2 separate regions of the Homo sapiens genome follow, and region 1 is linked to region 2. Evidence: chromatin loops called from intact Hi-C (ENCODE). Cell type or tissue: B cell. All regions are shown on one strand. Each heading gives the region's core, and the rest is flanking DNA. Links, peaks and the distances in the headings are about the cores only. Region 1 holds the start of OTP-AS1 (OTP antisense RNA 1). Region 2 has its middle 75 kb from the start of TBCA.

Region 1 (12,347 bases), core at 1,511-9,510, 220 kb before region 2:
CATGTGTTATTTTGATGCAGTTATCATGTCCTATCAAAGTATCTCTTGTTTAAATTACAAGGGTGGACTGTTAAATTTCTAAGTAAAGATATTTCGTTTTATTCCCCGAAAATATTTTAACAGTAGGGGAAATGTCTATATGTTACATACACAAGGGTAATGCTTAATGACCTGAAAATGTAACTTAAAGAATGATCTCTGCCACTTACTAGGGATATGACCTTTGGCAAGTTACTTAGCCTTCATGACTCTCAATTTCTTCCTCTATACAACAAGGGTTAAAATATCTACTTCATAATGGTGCCATGAGTTAAATGAGATAATGAGCTGTGTCAACTAAAAAATGGAGTTCAAATGTAAGGTACTGGAGGGAAAGTAATGAAATAACACTCTCTAAAAATGTTATTTTTGAAATCAATGTTGGAGTACCTAAGCATTAAGATAATAGACTAAGATAATTAATAAAGCAAGGGTAGCAAAAAGACCAGTTCAGCTTCACTTAACTCATTCAGAATTGTGCAATTAGCAAATCTAAAAAGAACTTATTTTAATTTCAGTATATCTATGTTTTGTTTTATAATTTAATATTTTTATTTTTAATTTCATAAAAATCACATATAATCTTTTCCATGTTAAAAAGCATCTACAGTTCTTAATCTGACCTTGAGTTTATCTTTAATAGATTCAATAAAGACTAGGAACAAAAGTATATAAAGTCTTATGACAGTTCAGTGAAAGATGCAAAGAACATATACTATATATGTCATGTGGGTTAATTATATATTTCCTGGTACTTGTGAATTACTTCAACACAGAACTGAGAGGGATTGTGGCAGCGTGAGCAACTGCAACAAGTGTAACTCAAATAAAATGGGTCTGAAGATGGAAACTGAGATATATGGGATATTTCATCACGTGGATGGAAGATGCAGCTTAACGGTAATAACAACTAATTATGCCTGCTTAAAGACAAACAACTTATGAGCGCAGGGCTTGGAAGGCCGAGGGTGTGAACTGCGGTCCCCATGCCATCACTTGTATGGCATGTATGCCATCATCAAAATCAAAAGATGGCTCTTTTTTGTCAGGTCAAGTGAAAAACTCTGTACACAGCTCATACCCAAAACTCCTTAATGGCACGTTTTAGTAAGTCTTCTAAATCCATGCCTTGTTTTGATAGTGTACACATTAAAAAAAGCCAAAGGCATTGTTCTGTGTCTCTCTGTAATGACCACATGCTAAATCGGCCATGGTTCCTATACCAAAAGCTCTGCACTGAGGAGACTTAGCAGAAAGCCGGGCAGGAGGTGCCCCTCTTTGTTGCAGCTTTCATTTTTAAAATAAGTCATAATTTCTGCATTGGATACAAAGATGGGTTTACAGCTATTAGCCATCATATTAATAATTTAGAAAATACATGCCCAATCACTGACGTTCTTTCAATTCCCTATGAACACAGCTGCAACCCACATTAGAAGTGAGGGTGAATGGATATTTTTCAGATGAGATATTTGGGCTGAATTATTAGGGTAGCCTGTACTACAAAATTACTAATAAACATTGCTTCTGGCTCAATTCAGCCTGAACTCAGTGAACCTAGCCAATGGTGACAAATCAAAAACTCTGAAATGCCCAGTGAATGAATCTAACTAATCACGGAACCCTGTAGGAAGTAGATGCCAGGATTAATGAGCCAGTGGTTTCACCATGCCATGCTGTTATTTCTTCACATAAATGCCCTCAGATGAGATTATCTTTATGTCATGAAAAGGAGAAAAGGAAGGTTACATTATTTCAACTGACAGGTTAACTACTGCCATTACTAGAATACACATATTTGTGGGCTAAGTTTTTTCTTTATCCTAAAAATTTAAATGTAAGTTCCACAATATAAATTAAAAACACATTTTCATTTTTGGGAAAAGCTGTCATTGGGGGCACCAAACATAAATTGTCCCAAAGTTAGAATTTTCCTCTTTATTTCCTCTGCATGTCTATATGCACATCTACCGTGATTTACCCAAACTGCTCTGCATGCTGTTTTGTATTGAGTATCTAACATCATCTTCAGCAGGTTGCATTCCCATATCATATTTCCTCCACCATCAACAAAAGGTAATCTAAGTGCAAAATCATTACTATACCATCACTTGTATGGCATGTATGATATTTAGTACCAATACTGAGGAAAAAATAAAGATACAAGGATGAACTTGTATATTAAAATAAATCAATCATATGGTTACATCATAATGGATTGTTTCCAGCTAGCATGTGGTGACAGTATTCAATATCAAACAGGCTACTCAGCAAAAAGTACAATTATTAGAGGCAGGACATCTAGCATGTTGTACTTAAACTACTTTGTGTTCTGATATTATTCAACTTTATTGTCTTTATTCCCTTATTAAATTTACTTAATTATTATTAGATCTTTAACAATTTTGAGTCAGAATTGCTGTTAATGATGAGTAAAAAAATTGTATGAAGCATTATTCTGTTGTTAGATTTTTCTCCTTCAAAAAGCAGAAATCTTTCAGGCTTGTGATTGAGGTTCTTATTCTTCTCTTTTTATCTTTGCTAAACCGTCAACCTTAACAATTCAGGCCTGCTTGCCTTCCCTTAACCTAATGGCGTATATGACTTTAAAATGTTCAGGATTCTGAATACAAAAATCTATTATTGCTATAGAAACAAATATTAGCCCAGAGTCAAGCCAAGTGAAAAACTCTGTACACTTTACTATAATATTGATAAATAACCACTACATTATGAAATATAAGTATCTTTGAAAGCATCTATCACTTGAGTTGATTTGCAACTTCTCATCAGTGTTCTGAGTTGGCCCATTTTTTTCCAATGAAAGATCCCATTTCCCTTGCCTTTGAGAAATACAATTTTTAAAGATTCCATTTAGCATCCTTTATTGCATTCCTACATCATAAAGTTATGCTTTATAGCAGCATAAAAAGCTGTAAAATTGGCATCCTTGTAAACAACATTCCATGAGCACTGGTGAAGCAATCCGTAATTTGTACTGATCTCTTAAATGTGACTTGAGATTACAGTATCCACGATTTCAATTTTTTTTAAAAAAAAGCACTAACATAAAACAAGCGAGAATATGATGAAATGCAAAAACAAGGAAAAGTATTTTTCATTAACTCATATTTTAGAAATTTGGTGGTTGTGTGCTGCTGAATTCTTGGATGAGTTCTCAAATACAGAAATGTTCCGTTCTTGTATGAAATTCAAAATGAGCATGTTTTCTCTTCTTTAATATTTTAATGTACTAAAAATAGTCTTTAGGAAAGTGTATAACTGAAATATTCTGTGAACCCACCCACCAGTTTACCTCTAATTAAAATTCCTAAGGTAACATGAACAGATTTACTTTATCATTAAAAATCATAGCTTTTTGTTCTCATCTCTGAGGAGATTCCATTGTGTTCTCTTAGTTGAGTAACGATTACAACAGCTCCTCAAATTCACATGTAGCCCAGCTGTATTGTATTTTAGCAGGAGGGTATTTTTTAGGGTTTACACTCTGAGGCAACCAAATGAGAAGTCTTCCCGTGGGAAAAGGGGTGCCCTCTCAATGCCTATAATGACCATTAAATTTCAAACCACAAGATTGATTTCGGTTAGCCTTCCCAAGGAAGCCTGTGATATCGATTTGCCTCCAAGTTTAAAACACACCGCAAACCTTCCCCTCGGCCGACCGAAGAAACGGCATTTTTTTCCTACTCCTTTGGGGCAGTCCCCTGAGCACGTGCCTGAAGTCGAGGTTAGTACGCAGCCAGCAGGGACCCTGACAGGAAACCAGAGCAGCCCCGGGGTTGGGGGAGCCCTGGTAGGTGCTGGTCGTCCCGGACACGCCTCTTCTGGAGAAGCGCGTTTGTCCCTTACTTGGGAGGTCCCGGGTATCTGAAGCGGATCCCGGGTCTGGGGACATGAAGGGGCGCCGTGGCCTTAGGGAAGGCCCCAAAGAGGCCTAGGCCCCGGAGGAGGCAAGAGCCGCGGCCTAGCTTCCACCGCGTACCTGGGGCCAGACACGGCTGGGGCGGCGCCGGAGAGCAGAACTCCAGGCTCTGAAGGCCGAGGGTGCGAATTGTGGTCCCCTCCCACCCACGGCCTCCCCATCACGCGCACGCAGCCCGCGAGGGGCGCCCTCCGCGCCACTGCCCCAGGGACACCGTTCATCTGAGGAACTCTCGCGCCCTGCGTTTCGTGCCGACAGCGACGCTCGGAGTCCCACCTGGGAAACCTGGGTTGGCCCGGAAACCTCGGGAGGCTCAGAGCTTGCGTGAGGCGCTCGCGGCGCCCCAGCATGCCGCCCCGTCGCGGAGACCTCACCTTGCAGCCCAGAAACCGAACCCAAGCCCACTGCAGGGCGAAGGGCCCACGCGTTCCAACTGGCGCGAATATAACCATTCCCAAGACCGGCCCCTCCCCTCCCCCCACGAGACCCCTCCCGCCGTTCAAGGTCACACCAAAACCCATCATTCTCTATATCACATACTGAAAATGATTTTATTTTATCCATTTACATTTAACTTGATATAAACTTGTCCGGAAAAGTCAAATAATATGCTTTATATTAGCTCAAACATTTATTAAGAAAACCGAATTCCATAAATAAACACAGACATTAAGTTAAAACATATCACAAATTGACCAGTATGTAACAAGAATGCTTTATCTACACAAAACATCCTATTTCACATATTTGTTCATTCTTAGAAAGCGCTTCTGTTCTCTGGGTTTGGATTTGACCAGCACATGCAGAAAGAGCTGATTGTGTTTCTCTGTACAAAGTTGCAGGGTTGTAGATGTCCGAGTGCCCCCATCGGCTGCCAGCAGGTGGCCGAGGGGCACGAGGGACGACAGGACCACCACAAAACAACCAAGGGCACAGAGCAGCGAGAAGACAGAAACAGAAAAGGAAGCAAACAAACCCCAGTCCTGAAGGATCCAGAAAAGAGATGTGGCTTTTGCTTTTACAAAAGAAAATTTTGCTTACACGTTTATTTTATTCTTCCTTATAAAGACTTATCAAAATGGGTCAGATCACCTCTTCCTCGTCACATGACTGCTTTAGTCTACTCCAGCCACCCAATCCACTGTCACGTTCCTCCTGAGAAGCCTTCCCTTCTACACTCTCACACAGTTGTGCTTAAGAAAATGAAAATAAGATAAAATAAAAATAAAAGCGTTATCTTGCAAGCCAAGAGAGGGCTGCACGGATGTGACTGGGTGGACTGGGCAAGGGTAGCGTGGTGGGAGAGGAAAGAAAGACAGGAGCTTGGAGAGTACAAGGATAAATCAAATCATATCAGTTGGGCCCTCAGATGAGGCGGTTGGTAGCAATGCTTGTCCTCCTTTAAGACAAAAATCCCTAACATTGTGCTGTCCCTTGAACACGTCCGTGTGTGACCTAGGTGCACCGTGTCTGTGCGCGCGCGTGTGTAGCGTCTGAGCGTGAGCGAGAGTGCGAGTGTGTGTGTTTCTGCCCACAAACCAGTCCATTGGTGTCTGATTTCAGATCCTGAGTCGACTCCCTGGTACGTAAAATGGCGGGAAGGATACTTTTTGCCGGGCGCGGGAGGAGGGTCGCGAAGTGTGGGGAAAGAGGGGACCGGAGGGGAGGCGGCGGGCGAGGGGGGTCGTAGGCGTCGCGTCGAAGGTGTGGGTGGGAACGCCGCCCGTCAGAAGGCCAGGAGGAGGGCGCGAGCACGGCCAGCGCAAGCAGGGAGGCCAGGGTGGCGGGAAGGGTGGGCTGAGGCGCTGGAGACCGAGCCGAGGGCGCAGCTGGGTGGGAAGGGAAGAGGGGCGGCCGGGAGACGGGGGACCGCGGGCGATCGAAATCAGGCGGAGGGGAGGCCTCGCGGGCTGGGGCTTGGGGTGAGCCCGAGCGAGTGGAGGAGAGAGGCGAGGACGAAACGAGACGGGGCGAAGGCCGGGGCGGGACGGGGCAGGGCGCCGGGGTCCGGGTGCGCGCCGGAAGGGCCTCGGGGCGGCCCCCGGGGCGGTGCTGGGGGCGGAGCGGGCCGGGGCGCGGCTGCATTAAGTGAAGCTCATAGAGACTGTGTGCTCTAGCGCCTTGCGGCGGAGGGAGGCGATGCTGGTGCCCCGCCACACGTCGCTGCTGTCCGGGGAGCTGCAGAGCTGGGGCGAACCGGAGACGTTGCTGGGGCCGGGGAGGGAGGCGGGCACCATGCCGGGGAAGGCGGGCTGGTAGAGGTGCGACTGCAGCCCCGCGCCGTTGGAACCCGCCAGGCTGTTGGACAGGCCCATGGAGTTGGGCGGCGGACCGGCCGCCAGGCTGCACTGGGACAGCGACTGCGCCATGGCCTGCTGCCTGCCCAGCGCCGGCGGCAGAGGCAGCTGTGACACGCCAGGCATGGCGGCCGCCGCCCAGCGGGTGTCGTTGGCGTGGAAAGAGCACAGGCTGTCGCCCATGGCGGCGGCAGCGGCGGCGGCAGCCGACGGGAACTGAGGCAGGCCTGGCGTGGGCAGCAGTGTGCCGGGCGCACGGAACACGTTGGTCGTCTTTTTGCGCTTCTTCCACTTGGCGCGTCGGTTCTGGAACCAGACCTGGAGCGGGCGGGGCGGGAGACAGACAGGGAGCTATTAGCCGGCCCGGCGGCTGGGGAGTTGGGGCTTGAGCCCCAGAAACCCGCCTCGGATACAGCCGCTCTGCCCTGGGAGGAACAAGTGCCGTAGGCCCGACAAGCCCCCATACCCAGCCGGAGACTGTGGCTCCCCACCAACTCCTGGCAACTGGCGCCCCCTGCACCCACCAAGCGCGGAGTCCTGCGCTCCTAAGAGCTCGTGCCCCGAAGAGTTTACGCACTGTGCAAACACACCAAATGTGTGCAGTCTTCACCACGCCCCTGCACATTCTGTGCACTGCACAGATTCACAGGTCTGCAGTCAGGCATGTGTCAAAGTTCGACCCACAGGTGTACAAATGAAGATAAACGTGTACCCATGTAGCTTAATAGCATGCCTTATAACACTGATGTGCTATAGAATTTTCAGAAACGCTGGAAATTTGGAAATTGATGACAGGCTGTGGATGACATAGTTTCAAAATCGAAAGACAAAGGAAAACCCCTAACGCTACGGTTGACAGAGCGGAGAGGTTAATACAGTGATCTGCGTGGGAAAGTGAACGCCACTGAGCTACAGTGTTGTTTGGGTCACCACCATGACTTCCGATTCCTCCCATATTGCTTCGTGCTACTGCCACAACTCTCCGTGCCTCATTCCCAAACCACTCTATGGACACCTTTGTCTGGGCTGTACGAGTGGCTGGAACCTGCTGCCCCAAGAGCCTTCAACCCTATTCTTTTTTTTTTTTTTTTTTTTTTTTTGAGACGGAGTCTTGCTCTGTAGCCCAGGTTGGAGTGCAGTGGCACGATCTCGGCTCACTGCAACCTCCGCTTCCCGGGTCCCGGCTGAAGCAATTCTCCTGCCTCAGCCTCCCGAGTAGCTAGGATTACAGAAACGCGCCACCATGCCCAGATAATTTTTGTACTTTTAGTGGAGACGGGGTTTCACCATGTTGGCCAGGCTGGTCTTGAACTCCTGACCTCGTGATCCACCCGCCTCGGCCTCCCAAAGTGCTAGGATTACAGACGTGAGCCACCGCGCCAAGCCAAAGTCTATTCCTTTCAGGAACTTACCAAGGGTCCCAAGTAACAAGGCCTCCAGTTCCCTCAAGTCGCCCCCATTTCATTTATAAACTAAAAGCAAATTTTCGGACCAATATGAATTAAAGGAGGTCACATTTCACTACGAGATATATGAATCAAATTTAATTTTGCTCAGACAAACCCAAACGTCCTTTTTCAGGGAAATGAGTTTGATAAAATACACTCCAAATGAAAACAGCCTTCCTATTTTTTTTTTTTTTAACAGTGGCCCGGGAGTTACAGACCCTGTCAGGCAAATTTGCCTAGGCATGTCAAACCCTCTATCACAGAAGAAGAGTTCTGCCTGAAAGATATCACATAAGCTGCCAATCCAAGATAACTCCCATCTCCCCCTATTTGAATGTGATCTTTTTAAATGACAATAATAATAATAATAATTTGCCAGCAAGCCTGCCTGGAAGACTTGCAGTTTAAAATCTGGTCATCTGGCGTTTACTGTGCCTAAATATAAATGATGTAGGACAAGCCCAGGTACTGAGTTTCCTCTTAGAATTTGGCCAACGCAATTTGACCACGATATCCGTGGAAAAAAACGTTGTGCATCCGTTAATCTAACCTATTTAGTGTTTACTCTGCAAGCTAAAGTATCAGGGGTATGGACATACCTGCCCTCGGTCTCGGTGAGCCAGCAATGTTCAGCGGTGTGTTCATGCCCAGGCAAGCGTAGACGCACTCTACGCTTACCAGTGTGAACGGTGTTGCAGTCTAGAATACTCCCCCAGCTTGGGGCCGGCCCTCGCCTTTCTACCGTGCCTGCGCCGTCGCCTACCACTTTCTTCCTGTGGTTTCTACCCCATTTTGCAGATTGCTGCGTATCCCAGTGTCGGCGATGGATAAACAGGTCTCGTCTCTTCCCAGTTGCAGCCCGTGAGCTGGTGGCACAACGGATTAATGAGGCAACAGGGCTCTAGATGGTGAGTGGGATCAATGAGACCCAATTGAGCTGTTAGCGGTCTTAGGCGGAGAGCATCTCTCAGGAGGAAAGGAAGGCACAGCGAGAAGACCTAAGGCCGAAAGTCGCTGTGCAGCACCCACCCAAGGCTGGACTCGGGGGAGGTAGACGGGACGGTGTCTGTGACTAAACGGTTCCCACACCTTACACGCCGCACCGGGATTATGTTTTGAAAGGTGTCTTATAAAATCAAGACCGGTTCCTAACAACCTGCAAGTGCCAGTGAATCCCGAAATGTTTGTTTGAGGAGAGGGAGTGTGAGGGAAGGAGCAGAAAAAAGAAAGAGGGGGAGGATTGCCCAGTAGAATTTCAATAGAAAATGTGACTACCAGAATGGTTTCTGAATCTAGGATCTGCTCAGGCACAGGCGGAAAAGAACAGCTGTTAAAGAACTAAATATTATAGAAATAATCGGAAAATCGTGCTCAATTATGTTTGAGGGTTAGTAGTCAAATGATGGCTACAAATTTTTTTATGTTTCATGGCTTACTGGGATTGGGAAAAAAAATCTGCGTGGGGTCTGAGCACCTCCGTTCCAAGCTACGATGCATATGTTTTTTAAATGTGAATGTTTCCACTTGAAAACTAGAGCATGACGGATTAAAATGCAGGCAAAACCTAAGGGAGATTTTTAGAATGCACAGATGACAACTCCAGGAAATATATTAACCCCAGCCACGGGCCAACTTTGTACTCAGTTTGAAATGCAGCTCTTCTTGGAAAATGCTTAATACAACAGTGAGAATCTAATGGAGGTTGGAATCTAAAAATCCACTTTCATGATATCTGCTGTTACAGTAATATAGACATACTGTAAATGTATTTTAAAATATATAGCCCGTTTAATTCCCCAGCTATAAATGACTGAGAAATAGAAAAAAGAGGGAGAGAAAGAGAGAATATTACTTTTTCCCCCCTTGAAGCAAATGCTTTATGAAGATCTCATTGGAATCCAGCAAATGATTAATGTGAAGATTTTGGAGGAAATCTGGGGAGCTGTATTAAAGCCTAGATCTCAGGTTCATTTCGATCAGCCAGCCGTGAACTCTGGGCCGAATTCATTACAGTTTAATAGTGCTGGGAGAGGAAGAAAATGCAATTTCTCATTCCATTAGAAAACTAGAAAATACTCTCAGTTTGTCCCCCTATTAAGATGTGGCAGGTGACAGGGCCATTCTGGGGGACACGGTCAATGGAATTACAGCACACTATTTTTGTTCATATAAAATATTGAAAGGCAAGCCTGACTGTGCAGAAGTTATTTTACTGATTTGGTTTTTATGTAAATAAAATATTGAAAGTTAATTAATCCATGCTAGAGACTAATGATTATGCTTATTATATTGCATTTGATCACATAATTTGCATGATTCTCACATTGCTGCTTAATAAGCCATTCCAGGTTATAAATAATTCTGAAATTGGTTTCTAATAATGGCATGCTATAAAAGGAATGGTTTTATTACACTGGCCAGAAAAGAGGAGCTATATCAGACATGGAATTGGCCTCCATGTGAGTAGAGATGCTTTAATAAATACTTAAAAGTGTGATATATACCAAATAAAGATAAAAAATAAGTATATTGGATAATTTAGTCTAGAATCAAAAAGCATCTTTAAAAATATACAATTGCAATGAATTAAATGTTTAGATAATTTTTAATCAGCGCAGTGGCCCACATACTGAAAAGAATGTGTGGCAGTCTGTTAACTATAAAGAAAACTATGAAGTATTGATCATATAAGAACATAAGCCAATTACTATTTAATTTGAATTTGGTCAAGGAGCAATGGTACAGTGAATTGTGAAGTAAATACATTTTCCATAAATTATTTTTGCATTACATTACATAATGTTAATCATTTTGAAAAGTTAATTAAGAAGGTTATGTTGATCTGATTACTTTTTAAACTATGGAACATTATTTTTAAAAATATTGAAATTGCCATTCTATTAAATTGTGTCTATCAGCAGGCTCAAGCTATTATCTTTGCTTGAACATTATGCTGGAACAATTAGAGTACTTTGTCTCTTTCTTCTTGTGCATTCTTTTGTGTACTTTTTGAAAATAACTATTTCTGTTACATAGCTTATATTTTATTTCATTTACAACTTTTTCTGTTAAAAGAATAACTGTCATTAACCTTTGGAAGACCTAATAAAGTTTAATAGACCTCGTTTTCTTTTTTCATAAAATCAGTTGTTCAATTATATTTTATTTGTGATTCTAAGTTCTATTTTAATTTAAACTAATTGCCAGTATATCTAGGTTAAGACACAGCATTTTACCCTTTAAATACAGAATTAATAGATAATCTTTCTCTTAAAGGACAAAACCCCAAAATTTATGAATTTCTAACCTGCAAAATTGAACCTACAAGCAAGCACTGTCATCAGTGTTGATGGAAGTATTGAAATTGTATATTTATGTAAAGGTTTAAACTCAACTTCAGATATTTTTTAAAAGGTGAAAAATAAAAATTTTGAAGAGCATTACTAACACATGTTTACAGTTACACAATTAGTACTCTTTTGGTGTGTCGTTTTAAAAGACCATGGTCTAGGCCTTTCACTAGGAAAACCACCCAGACTTATATTGTATAAAAATGCTAATCATTATGTTAATCAACATTACTTTATTAATTTGACCATTTTAAATCCCCAATAATATTCATTTGCTATTAGAGCAGAAGCATGCGCTATCTTTTCAGTTTAGACTATCTTTAAAATGCCGAATGGAGACAGAAACATTCAACGCTGTGATTACGGACGTTCTCATTGCTTACTTCTTAGATCAAATGTAAAGTAACTAAGATCTTAAAGTTAATTTTATAAAAGTAGGTAGCACTGGTTTAACAAATTGACCAGGTTGATGACACCCAGGATATCGTACAGAAAATACCACCGTCCAAGACGGCAAAGGAAGATTTTTCAGCACCCTGGATAGCTCAAGAGTGAGTACCGGCGCTTGGAATTTCACCTCCAGGCACCTGTCCATAAAATATTTGATATGTCTTCATTCTTTCTTTTAAAAAACAAAAAAAAAAAACAAACAAAAATCTGGGATTCACTAGGCTTATACTTTTATTCACCAATTTTCAGAATAATTATAGGTGTGATTTTCTAGGTTATATATAATTTACAGCTTGGAGAGTGGTTGGAGGAGAATAAGGGGTCAGCAATGATTTCCTCTACTGCCTGTCAACCTTTCCCGTTCTGAATGCCCCTTCTTCAGACATGATATCCACAACAGAAAGCCTTCATTTCCCCTCCCCCACCGTAGCTTCCTTAGAGGACTCCAAAACAAAACGGGGCTCACCGGCTTTGGGAATCTCGTCAGCTGCCCCCAGCGCACTGGTAGACTACGAAAGTTCAAACCCCTTGCAAACATCAAAGCTAGGAATATTTCGCCTGAGTGCAGAGGGAGGGTGATACTTAAGGTAATAAAGCCACGCCGTGAAACCTGGGTGTAGCACTTTTTTAAAAGGCGCTCATTCGCCTTATTTGCTCTTTTCTCTTGTTTTCTGTATAATTGTTGCATTCCTCCTTTTATCCAAACGCTTAACACAAACTCATTAGGGGGTAATATTTGTCAATAATGCGAGCAGGAGTTGAGGTGTGCGCTCGGCTGGGCCGCCCGGGGGGGCGCTGAGGTTGCCTTCTCAGGCGGAGG
Region 2 (12,347 bases), core at 2,829-10,828:
TTAAAAAAAAAAAAAGTTCACTTGGCTTTTAATCGTGTGAATGGGGATTAAGTAAGGAGCTGTTGTCTGGCGCCTGATTTCTATTTGATCAATAAATCATCAAGTGCTTTAAGTGCTTTATTCTCTATCAAATTAAATGAAAAATACTTTAACCTGCGTCCCTGGTGTCGGCAGATAAAGCTAATAATATTTTCTGTTATGTTTCCATTTAGGCATTTAACACTCAGAAGAATCTACTAGGTCTTGCTTGCACCGTCTTTATCTATCTCTCTCTATTAGAGATACTACATATTTATCCCACATACCTACAGACACAGGGAATTCTCAACATCAAGAGGAGAGCTTACTTGTTTCCAGGAAGAAAATCTAAGTAGGATCTCCTAATGTACACCAAGTATTTCAGTCACCAGCTCCAACTAATATGGCTACACCTTAAAGAGCAAGGTGGAGGTGCAGGGGTTCAGGTCCCACAGGCACCTGGGGAGCTGGCTCTTGTTGGCTGTTACAGGCTTGGAATAACATTTTACCTGAGTGTTTGCCCTTTTCTCTTTGATTCCAATTCTTACTAAAATAATAAATCAAAACAATAGGCCCAAAGGAAGAAATCTGTATTATTTCCCAGATTCTTCTGTCCTATATTAGATATTACCTAATATAATATGTTTTATATATCCTGCCCTGCCTTTGGAGAACTGGCTGGCAGAACAGGCCCTTCCAGACCTAGAACCATAACTACGAGGTCTGTATTTTATAGGATAATATAATTCAAATATGGTGTTTAGGTACCAAACCATGTTTTTTCATTTCATGTGTTTCACAAAAGATTTTCCCTTAGTGTGTACATTTTGGAAAGTTGTTTGTTTTTTTTTTCTTCTTTTATGCCTGGGGTGACGTGGCTTTGGCCTGTAAAAAAAAAATGCAATCCAATGATATTTGTGAAGTTTAATTGCTAACTTAGCAGCTCGGTCACACCTCCCAACCCATTAGATGATGAAATCTCACCTGGTTAACGGGTACAGCACTGTGGCCTCAATGGCGAACGCCTGATTATACAGCCAAGCTGCTAATTTACCAAACCTCCCAGCCAGGGAGGCCTGGACGGCCACCACTTACTGTATTCATGCGGTAGCTAAGAGAAGGAACCGTATTCCCTGAGCCGCTTTCCAGCTACCCGCAGAATGAGAAATGTAAAATTAGTGGAGATGTGTGCATGAAGGGAGCCGAGCAATTAGCAAGGCGCGGGCGCCCGCTTGCCCAGAGGGGGTCGGGGAGGGCGAGTGGGGAGACCAGGGCGCGAGGGCAAAGGGCTCCCTTCCTGGCAGGCTGCGGTCTGCAGGCCTTGGCTGCGGCGAGGTCAGCGCTTGTGCAGCAGCCCCCGCTGCAACGGCTCCCGGTTAAGAACAATGCTGCTTCCTACCATCCCTTTACAATGTACGCCTGTCCGTGACTTTATACCCACTTGAGGCCCACAAGGCACCATTGGGAGCACACACACTCTCTTTTTCTGTTTCTCCCCAGCTTGGCCCGGCAAAAATCATGTTAAACATCCAAACGCTGCAAACTTAACAACTGTCAGCATCTGTACAAACAGTTCTCAAATCCTAGAACATCGATCTTAGGAAGAGGGGCCTGAGGCCTCCAAGCAAGACCTTGGAGTCCCTCCGGCTAGTACCCCATCCTCATTCTCTTTTCTCCCACACCTCCCCAGTTTGTAGCTCCCAGATAGCCACTCTCCTTGGTGGCTGCAGGGCTTGGCTGCTAAGTGCAGTGCAAGGCTTGTGATCTGGGTTTCCCTCCGCCCAGTGTACGGATGCGCATAAGCTGGATATTAACAATGGCAGTGTGCGCTCGCACCTCTGCCTGCGAGGGCAGGTGTCTGTGTACAAGTTCTGTTAGATGCAATGTGGAATTACGTGCATTTGTGCAGGTTTCTAAGCCATTTTGCAGCCGAGTTGTTGCTCTGAGATTGGATGAGGGGGCCAAAGAGAATGCCCCTTTTCAGGGGCTTCAAGGCTACCTTTACTTCCTCTCCTTGCAGTTCCAGGTGGCAAACCCAACCCTGTCCTCTCCCCACCCTCCCTTAAAACCAACCAAACAGTTCACAAACCCTTATTTATTTGTTTGTCTGTGGTTATTGCCCATGTTATTAATTGCACCCAGGACTTCCTTGCTCTTTGAGAGAGCAGCGGTATAAATTGGCTCTAATAAATATTAGCTGCTAGATTAGGCGAGGTGAAGCTGGCACCGTGCTCTATTTTCGACCTGTAGCCTCTGCGAAGCCGCCAGTTCTGCGCCAGATTAGCCCCATCCATCCAGTGTCAATGGTTGTCTTGTTGAGAAAATCAGTGAGTAAACAGGGCTGACAGAGAGGGGGCCCAGCTGATTACTCATACAAATAGACTGCAAACTCCTCCAGGAGAAGCTGTTTCCAGAGATGGGTTTCTCGCATTGACAAGGCTGCTTCTCCCAGGATCCTGTGTCCTGCTGTTCCCACTTTGTCCTCCATCAATCACACAATTGTGTCCGGGATGTTTTATAGAGTCACTTAATATCCCTGCCTTCATCTCTATTCACTTAGAGAATCATCTGCCATCAGGGCTAAAGGCTTTCTGCAGGATAGGACTGGCGACACACCCGGGCAACAATAGCTCTGGTGGAAACAGGGCCTGGCGCCCTTTCTGATGCTAATAGAACAGCCCCGGGATGTTCCAGTGTGAGGCAGCTCCTATTGAAATCGGCCATTAGCCCTTTGTCCACTGCATTAAATTATCCCCTGGGCTAGTCCATGATAGGGGTATGGAGGCCACCATAAGTTTTCTTTAAAAATTATTTCTTTTCCCCTAAAATGGTTTTTGGATTTGAGAATTGGTCATGATGAAAGTCATAAGTGCTTTCTCTCTTCTTTTCTTTACAAAGTAGGGGGAATTATGTTTAGGCTAAATGTATAGAGTACTTTCGGCCTTTATCCACTTCTTCATATTATTAGCAGAACTCTGCCCGCCTGTGCCCCTACCCACCTCACTCCTCCTATTCCTCACCCTCTGCCTCTAGCCAGACTGTCCTGTCCAGATAGGAAAGGATTAAGTGACATTTAGTTTTAGACCAAAAGCAGAGCATCTTTTAAGCAGAGAATTTCCACAACTAAGAGGCCAGCTGGATACAAAATTACATTTTACGGGGGAATTTTAAAGACAGAAAAAAGAATTACAAGGTATCACTCTTTGAGTGGCTCATCTACAAATTAGATTGCTACACAATTAATCAAAAAGTTAATTAATGAGCAAGTTACTAATTAGGACATCTAAAACCAGTGTGTTTATAGTACCTTCATTTAAAAAAAGCCCCTTTAGTTAATTGGCCCACACACTGATCTCATAACTGCTAGTGGAGGCTAAAATACTATAGATGTATTATTTATTATGTATAAGTCCTAATTATGTCACCACTGCATTCTACACTCCATAACTGACAGAATGTTACAGTTAATTGGAAAGGTTGGCATTTAGGAAAATATAACCAGACTAGTCTATGAAACCCACTAAATATATCTACATTTACACTTTTTCCTGGGCAGGGACTCCAGGAGGGATACTTATGTTTTCTGACTGGTCTCTGGGAGTTCAAGCTCACAGAGCCTCCTGTTTATGAAACCTCATAAGCCCTAAAAGTTTATGATTTGCTTTGGAGAATTGCTTATGACTGAAAATTCAGAGGCAAAATTAGGTTTGGGAGTTTGAACTCCTGGGGCTCCCACTCACTGAAATGGAGCACTATGTCCCAAAGTGGGGTCTTTTTAAAAAAAAGTTTACATTAAAACAGGGGTTTCCACTGATAATTTTCATAATATTTGCAAAGGACAAATGTCAAGTTAATTTCATTAAAAACAAGAGTACATTCAGGTGAACTGAACATTCCCTCTCTTTATTGTGTTTTCCACCTGGCTAGTACCCTAGCATTCGCGCTTCTGAATGGCTAATGGTCTCTAAGCGTAGGCCCTAGGCTACCTGGAGCGCTTCCCTTTACTTTGGAAGAGAAAACAAAGTTTAAAGCTGGAGTCTCAAGGGTTGAATCCTTATCCCCCTCCTCTTTTCATTGTATCAATCAAAGCCCCAAACCAACCCGGCCCCTTTTCTGAGACTGTGACCTGGAAGATCTACCATAGCCAATGCCATCCTCCACTCCCCCACAGTGACCTTCTCTGGAGAGGGTGCAGGGGTGAGGAGTTGGGTAGATTGGAGGAGGAGGCCTGCCCCACAAAATGCTTTCTCTCCAGGCCCTAGGCCTCCCGCATCCACTCCACCCCTCTAAGAGTCTCTGAACTAGATTCTTCTGAGGGGAGAAGGGAGGACCCTGTGTCCAGACAGAGACTCAGATAAAGGCTTTCCAGAGAGAGGTCAATACGCTGCAAACAACCAGCTTTGATCTTTAGCCACAGAGGAAGGTGGCAACACCCCACACAGACACACACAGACACACACACACACACATGCAGGTTACCCCAGCGAGGAGAACACACATAGGTAATTTTAATGAAAGAGGTTCCTGTACCACATTATTAGCAATAAATCTACACCATTCTTTGTTGGTTAAAATCATTATGATCATCATCGCTATCATTACTGAACTCATTATTCTTGTGTTACTATCAGAGTAGATTTATGATAATACCCACCATTACGCCTGAGTTAAAGAAGGTGTAAAGGTTTGATTAATAGCTGCTTTCATGTTTTAATATTCAACATTTTCTCACATTTTTTCTAAATAAGGACGATGATAATTACAGGCGGTAATTACTGCTTTTGTTAGGAGTGTGTAATTAGCCACATATGCATTGTTCTTTAAAAAAAAAAGCGCAGGTTTGGGAGCTGGATCATAAGTCTAGGGGTGGGCAAACAGAGCTTGGACAGGTCACCCACGGACGTTTTGACAAATCGAGAGATGGGTCCGCAGCTCTGCTCCATGTCTACCTGCCCGGGACACCAGGAATTTGCTTTGAATGAAACCAGGTGAGGTTGGAAATAAAATATTTGGACGGGTTTACTAGGAGGGGTGGTGCGCCTGCAGACCTGCGGGTGTCTGAGATTCGCTTCTCAAGAAGCAACTCTGGCCCAGCCGTAAGGCCTCATAAGGCCTCGGGCTCGCGGGCCCGGCCTGAGGCAATGTGGCCCTTATCTGTGTGCTCCCTGGTATAAAAACGCCCGGGCCTTGTCTCCTCCCGCCCAGCCGACGCCAGGCGCGCAGTCAGCCCCGCATCCGTCATTTTCCCTCATTGACTTAGCCCAAGAGCTTCCTCCGAGCTCCCAGACTATCTGTCCCTTAAAGGTTACACGCTGCCGTGCCTCGCTTTGTCTTCCTCGTGCCCTTTCCTGGCAAAAATGGAGACATCACATCCTTGCCCAGCCCCAGCTCAGTATTTATGAAGGTTTTCTGACAAATAGGCAGGCTGGCCACGCATGGGTGACTGCCTTCATTCCGCACTTGGCTTGTTTACATAGGACCAGCACCATTTCCACGGATTAAACAAATCACAGGGAGAAGGAGACATTTATAACCCGCCAACGAGGCCACAGGCAGTTGGAAAAAAATGTGCTAGTGAGTGTGTTGCGCGACTGTGCAAAGTGAAAATGAATGCCCTCTCTGCAAGGCTGACCTTCGGGAGAGGGTGATCCCGGCAGCCCGTGTGTTTGCCGCACGCGAGGGACATGCGTGCAGAGGGGCCGCGTGGATTCGCGTGTCAGGGAGGGTTTAGACTACTGGTTAGAGTGCCATTCAATTACTCGGAGTTGGACCTCTCCCGAGGACACACACAAAGGCCAGGGAGCGCGAGTGCGCGTTCCCTCTCCCAGAGTGTGTGTATGTGTGTGTCTATGTGTGACTGTGCCCGTGGGACACTGTGCGCGCGACCATCGCAGGACCCTCCATCCAGCAGTTAACCCTTGGCAGGCCGGCTCAGGAGAGAGGAACTCCGAGGGGGCGCGCTTCTGCTCTACTCCAGCAAGGCTTTTACAGGCCGGCGCGAGGTGCGGGCGGTCCCGTGCGCGCGCGCGCGTGTATGTGGGTGTGTGTCTGTGTGGTGGGTGTGTAAGAGGGACAATGTGTGTGCCTGCACGTGGCGTGTGCGCGTGTGATCAAGTGTCTATGTGGCGTGTGCGTGTGTGGTGTGGGTGTGCGCGGCGTGCATGTGTGCGTGTGTGCACGCGCGAGAAGTGCGTGTGTAGGCGCGTGTGCAAGTGCGCGCGCGTGTGTTTACACTTCCAGAAGTCAAATCCTTTCTAGGACTCCCCCTTGCTTCACCCGGAAGTGTTCGGTGACCCCTCCACCCAATTAATGAAAACAAAGCAAAGGGCCCGAGCGGGCCTCCGACAGCCCGGGGCTTGCGGAGCTGGACGCCGACAGGGCGTCAGCCCGGTCGCTCGCGGCGCGGAGGCTGCTGCGGTTCGGAGCTGGGGTTCTGCACTCTCGCTCCCGGCTCCCGGCTCCCGGCTCCCCGCCACCCGCAGCCTCCTCGCGCCGCCGCCGCGGGCACCGCCGGGGCTTCAGTGACACCAGGCACCCGCCCCGGGCCGCGGGAGGAGGAAATTCCCTGCAAAATAGCAATGGTTCCGAGAAAAGGATCACAACAAAATATTGAATAAATTCCCTTTTAATTTATTTGATCATTCCACATTACGGGGCTATGAATTGCTCAAATTTGATAACAAGTACTCAATTCAACTCATTATGTAAGTTAAATTAGACTTCGATAAAATTTCAGTGGCGCGCAGTGGTTCCTCGAATGAAATGTAATTTGTGCAAGAATTTGTTGTATCTGTCACAAATATTTCCAATTAGCGACCGTAATTATTTGATAGTTTCTGCAATTATGGCTTAAACGGGTGAATTTGGGACTGTGGAGGACCCTAATTGGCCTAAATTTGATATTTTGCATATTTGCATAATGAGGAAATTGGTAGAAAATTGTGTTCATTCATTTGTGAAAAATCCTATGAATTTTATGAATTTGAAAGCTCTGTTTGTGCAGACTGTGACTTTGCCTGCTGATCCCTGAGGAGCTGACGCTGAACGCCTGAATGGGCAGCGCGCCAACTTCGCTGCTCCAGGAGGGGGGTGGGGAGGGAGAGGAGGAGGAGGAGGATGAGGAGAGAGGGGAGGTGGAAGGCTGTGGTAACGGTGGGCGGAGGCGGGACCATGGCGCATGCTCCGCGACGTCCCGGGCCGCGGGCGGAATCCCCCGGCTAACCTCCTTGGGGGTGAGACTGGGTGGGATGGGGGTCGGTGGGGGAAGTTGCATGGGGTGTTATACCCGCCCGGTTACAGGCCGCTGCCCTGTAGCATAACTGCGCGCGCGCGAGCGCACACACACACACACACACACACACACACACTTGCTCTCAATGAGAAATGTACCCAATCTGCTAGGTGGAAGGGGTAATTGTGGAGGGGTGAGGTCTTGAGATGATGGTAACTCTGCACTTGTTTAAGTTAAATTGCCAAAGCTTCTCCTCTCAGTAAAAATGTTTGATCTATGGCGCTGTCAATTTAAAGTGTTTAAAGAGAAGCAAAAGCATAGATTTTAAGCTGCTTTGCCCAGCACCCATTCATCATGCATCAGAGATTTTAAAGTTTCATGGTTGCTGTGGTTTAACATCTCAACTCTCTGACACAAGAATCTAGATGGAGGAAATAGCTCTGCAGTCAGAGGCTTATGACTAAAGGAGAAGGATCATGGCAAAAAATAAAATGCACAAAATACTCATTTCTGCCCATGCAAAGAAAGGGTGGTCTATTTTAAGGGGACAGGTTATGTTAATAATTATAAATAGAAGTGGAACCCACTTTTAACCAAAAATTACTGAAACAATGCCACCAATTTCTTTACAGGAGGGAGATGGGAGAAACTAGTTCAAAAGAAACCAAACAAAATCCCCAAACACTCCATCTCCTTTCTAATAAATAATGTTTTTCCCCAAGTATTTTGTTGCAGATATCCTGTATTTTCATCAAAACCCATCAAAAAAAGTCATCCTCTATGATTCTTGAATGTAACATTTTTAGATACTCCCTTAATTTCTATAGATCTTAGATGCATAAAACCAAGCAAAACAGACTCATAGTGAAGAACATGATAATATCTGGCTTTGCAGTTAAGTGCCCCGTAAAACTGCTCTGCTTGTGAACATTACTTTTGCTGGGAAAGACTTTCTTATCTACATGGAAGTGGGTAATGTGAGTGTCTAACAGGCTATAAATGCTTAAGTGCTTTGTTTCACAGTGCATTTTCAGTAAAGGTCAAAATAAATTCATCTTCCTTTAATGCAGTATTTATGTTTGTGCAAGGTTTGGAATAAAATCACCATTAAACTTCCATATGAAAAAACGAATAGGAAAATGGGAGCTGTGTCTTTGGTTCAGTCTTTTGTGGATGGAAAGGTATCATTTGAGGATGGAAACAAATAGAAGAAAACCAGTCAGTCACTTAAGACAGAATTTGAACAATGCAAAGATATTATTTTACTAATATTTAAAGTGAATTAAATAGGTGTTTTTCCATTTTAATTTAAATATTCTTGAGAACAGTAAAAGACAGATGACCACGGTGTCCAACGTTCGGAAAATAGGGGCAATAACATCCTTGCCCATATCACAGTATTTTGATAAAAGATCCAACAAGAATATTGGGTATTAAGTCTCCTACTATTATACTGTTGTTGGTGGCAGCATCATCATGATCACTATTGTTATAAGTAGCAGTAGTAGTATTATTGTGACATTAGTATTAAGATAACATGTAAAGAAGGATCTTGAGGGCAGAGTTGAAAATTAGCCCAGACCTCCTTCGATTACAGCATGAAAAGGAGCAGGTCATTCACATCTTTTTCTAGCTTGCACACATGATCAGTGATCACCATGAGTAGAATAATCTTCAAATACAAAGGATAATAGTTCATTCTCTTCTTCATTTAACAACACGTCATGTTAAATTTGGGGGATATAGATATTATTTATTTAACCTGTTCAAGAAGTCATGAAGCACCACTTAAGTGCTGAAATTTAAGGCCACCTCTAATCACTGGGGTGAATAAGGAACACAAAAGAAGATTAAATTGAAGATGCAGGATCTGCCTCAAGCTTAGGACCAGGACACAGTATTAATTTTTGCACCTTTTTTGTGAGTTCATTTTTAAAAAGAAACTTAAACAAAGAGGACTTTTGTGCAAGCATTAAGCTTTCAATGTTACCCTACACCTATTTTGGTTTTTCCTTTATATAAATATATCTGTAAGTTTTTTGTTGTGCTTATTATGAACAGGACAGTATTCCCACTGCAAAAGCTTTCTCAGAATGGTCTAAATCTGAGTTAATCACATGGTTAATCACATGACCTAAACCTCCACAGTAAAAACGTTGGTGAAAATCAAGATTGGGGGGAAAAAAAGAAAAAAACCTACCACTCCAGTTCCTTTAAATCAGAACATTGTTTTCTTGGCCAGGCATGATGGCTCACATCTGTAATCCCAGCACTTTGGGAGGCCGAGGTGGGCAGATCACTTGAGGTCAGGAGTTCAGGAGCAGCCTGGCCAACATGGCAAAAACCATCTCTACTAAAAATACAAAAATTAGCCGGGTGTGGTGGTGCACACCTGTAATTCCACCTACTCAGGAGGCTGAGGTGGGAAAATCGCTTGAGCCCAGGAGGCAGAGGTTGCAGTGAGATCGAGCCACTGCACTCCAACCTGGGCGACAGAGTGAGACTCTGTCTCAAAAAAAAAAAAAAGAAAAAAGAAAAAAAAAGAAAGAAAAAGAAAAAAATGTTGTTGTGGGGTTTTTGTGTGTGTGTGTTTCCTACCCCCACCTCCCACCCTCAACCCCCAGGAAACATTTGTCGCCATCATTGTATATAGCTCAAGACCAATTTGTAAGGTTTAGGGCTGGAAATATGATCGTTTACTAAGTATTGGATCTAATTAAATCCACAGAGAAGAAGATTCCGGTGGTTTGTGAGACTGCAGGAAATGGTTGTCCTCCCCAGGCCAGTCCCCACCCCAAGATCAAACATAGCCTTTCATTCCTGGAGAAAGTCAGATTCCCTGCAGTTTGTGGGCTTCCTCTCAGCAGAGGAGAAGCTTGTAGGAAACAAAGCCATAGCAATCCCTCTACAGGAACCCTTTCCTTGGTTCCTTACTCTGAACATTTTGGGCTGAAGCCTTCATGTGTGGGCTCCCCTTCTCATCTGTTTTTTTCAGAAAAATGTATGCTGAAAAAGTCTTCACACTACAAAAACTGCTGGAAAGTGATGAGATAACAAAACCTCCTAACTTGGGTTTATCCAGCAAAATTTTTTTAGGATTTTCATTTTAATAGGTTATTCTTATAGATTTTCTTGTATTGCCTCTCTTTCTGTCTCTCCTTTTCAATCACCAACTATTCCATCGAGGCCATCATCATTTTTCACTTGGATTATCACAGTAGTCTCCTAAACTATCTGCTCTGGCTCTAGTCTCTTGCCTAATCAGTTCATTCTGCCTGGGGCAGACGAGCTAATGTTAATATTACCCTGCTCTCATCAAATTCGTCTTGCATGCTAAATACACCAACATCTCACCCTTTCATAGAGAATAAAGTCCAAACTCTATGAACCTGTTTTCAAGTCTTTCAATAATCTGGCTCATCTTCATGTCCAAACTTATCTCCCACTGCTCACCCACTGAGCCCTGTATTCCAGCAAGATTTGTTTCAGAACACCCCCCTGCATACTTTAATCACAGTTTGCACCAGGAACACCCTCCTGTCTTGTTTGCCTGTTTCCTATAGGTTATTTAAGAGGTAGCCTATCCCCTTTATCATATAGGTGGGAATTGAACAATAAGAACACCTGGACACAGGAAGGGGAACATCACACACCGGGGCCTGTTGTGGGGTGGGGGGAGTGGTGCGGGATAGCATTAGGAGATATACCTAACGTAAATGACGAGTTAATGGGTGCAGCACACCAACATGGCACATGTATTCATATGTAACAAACCTTCACATTGTGCACATGTACCCAAGAACCTAAAGTATAATTAAAAAATATATATATATATAAAAGAAAAAAAAAAGAGGTAGCCAACCCCTGCCCCCAACACCACCACCCTCTGCCAATGAATTTGCTCATTCATTCTTTCTTTCATTCAATGAACATTTATCGAATGTGCCAGGCACTATCCATATGCAAATTGCGGGGGAGACAGAGATGAAGAGACCAAGTCCCATGTCCTCAATGGAGATAACATCATGTAGTAGGCAAATAACAACAATGCCATGTACTAAAAATCCTATGACTAGGACACAGACAATGTACAATGAGAATGTCCCAGTCCTTTCATTGCTTTCCATTCTAAGTTCCCCTCTTAAATTAAACCCATCATGCCCACGGAAGCTCACCCTACATTGCCTCGTACTATTGGTAAGTTCCTCAAGAATAAAGGACTCTCTCCTTTTGTGTCCCTCAAAACCCCCAGTACCAAGCTTTGGAACATAGATATTGATTGATTGATAAGTGGGCATGGTTGTAGTGATATAATTGTCACTTTCAGTTATATGAGTCAAACCTGGTTGTTCTGTAGGGTGGAGGGACCACCATGAAAAACAGTGGTGGCCTCTTTTAGTCACACTGTAATGGCCTGGTTTTCCTAGCATCTGACACTCTTTGGGTAAGGCTACAAATGGGCACCCAGAATTGTGAACATAACTTTATTCATGGTGGCTTATCCCAAATGTTTTAGATTGTATAATAAAGAGCTAAAGAGTAGTAAGTAAATAAAGATAATTTAATTAATTTACAAAGACCACTCAATTACTGTTTTTTTGTTTGTTTGTTTGTTTTGAGACAGGGTCTTGCTTATCACCCAGGCTGGAGTACAGTGGCGTGATCTCAGCTCACCACAGCCTTGACCTCTCAGGCTCGAGTGATTCTCCTACCTCAGCTTCCCCAAATAGCTGGGACCACAGGCGCAAGCCACCACGCTCAGCTAGTTAAAAAAAAATGCAGAAAGAAGGTCTCACTATTGCCCAGGCTATTACTGTCACCTTGATCATGTCCCTAATACCTCCACTACCACTCCAATATCCCTACTGCCACTGCCATAATTGTTAGTAACAGAAGTTCTTTATCATGGGCCAAATCTGGTGGCATATACCACACACCCCTTATTATTGATGGTAACAGACACTGACTTCATAAAGAATGTTACAGGACTCTCTTATAACTCAGTCCAAAGTAGCATTATACTTATGTAAATATAACTGCATATGTAAGTGAGGTGCAACTCAGCTATGAAAAGGCACAGAATTTTAAAAGTATTAGG

The links. Peaks named below come from ENCODE experiments on the same cell type or tissue, not always from the same donor. Only the 100,000 strongest peaks of a DNase experiment are listed, where the experiment ranks them.
Region 1: it touches region 2 in a loop (6-fold over the local background); 17 of 110 quality-filtered maps call a loop at or near these places.

Annotation. Positions count from the first base shown.
Region 1 is chr5:77,624,198-77,636,544 of GRCh38, forward strand. It overlaps OTP (orthopedia homeobox), which reads right to left. Exons shown (of 3, transcript NM_032109.3): 3 at 4,515-6,597. The coding sequence ends at 6,067. It overlaps OTP-AS1 (OTP antisense RNA 1), which reads left to right and starts at 5,474. Exons shown (of 2, transcript NR_198942.1): 1 at 5,474-5,564; 2 at 8,526-10,263. RefSeq lists enhancers at 4,140-4,705, 6,463-6,512, 7,996-8,496, 8,599-8,728 and a silencer at 5,853-6,292. In B cell, for the core only: no CTCF peak of the experiment used is centred there; DNase peaks (open chromatin) are centred at 5,134, 6,224, 6,394, 6,994 and 3 weaker places; H3K4me3 peaks cover 2,623 bases; H3K27me3 peaks cover 6,017 bases.
Region 2 is chr5:77,845,522-77,857,868 of GRCh38, forward strand. No RefSeq gene overlaps it. Among named protein-coding and RNA genes, the nearest start is that of TBCA, 75 kb to the left of the region's middle. RefSeq lists enhancers at 398-3,786, 807-1,391, 2,118-3,066, 5,678-6,187, 6,188-6,695. In B cell, for the core only: no CTCF peak of the experiment used is centred there; DNase peaks (open chromatin) are centred at 6,270 and 7,300; H3K4me3 peaks cover 2,524 bases; H3K27ac peaks cover 483 bases.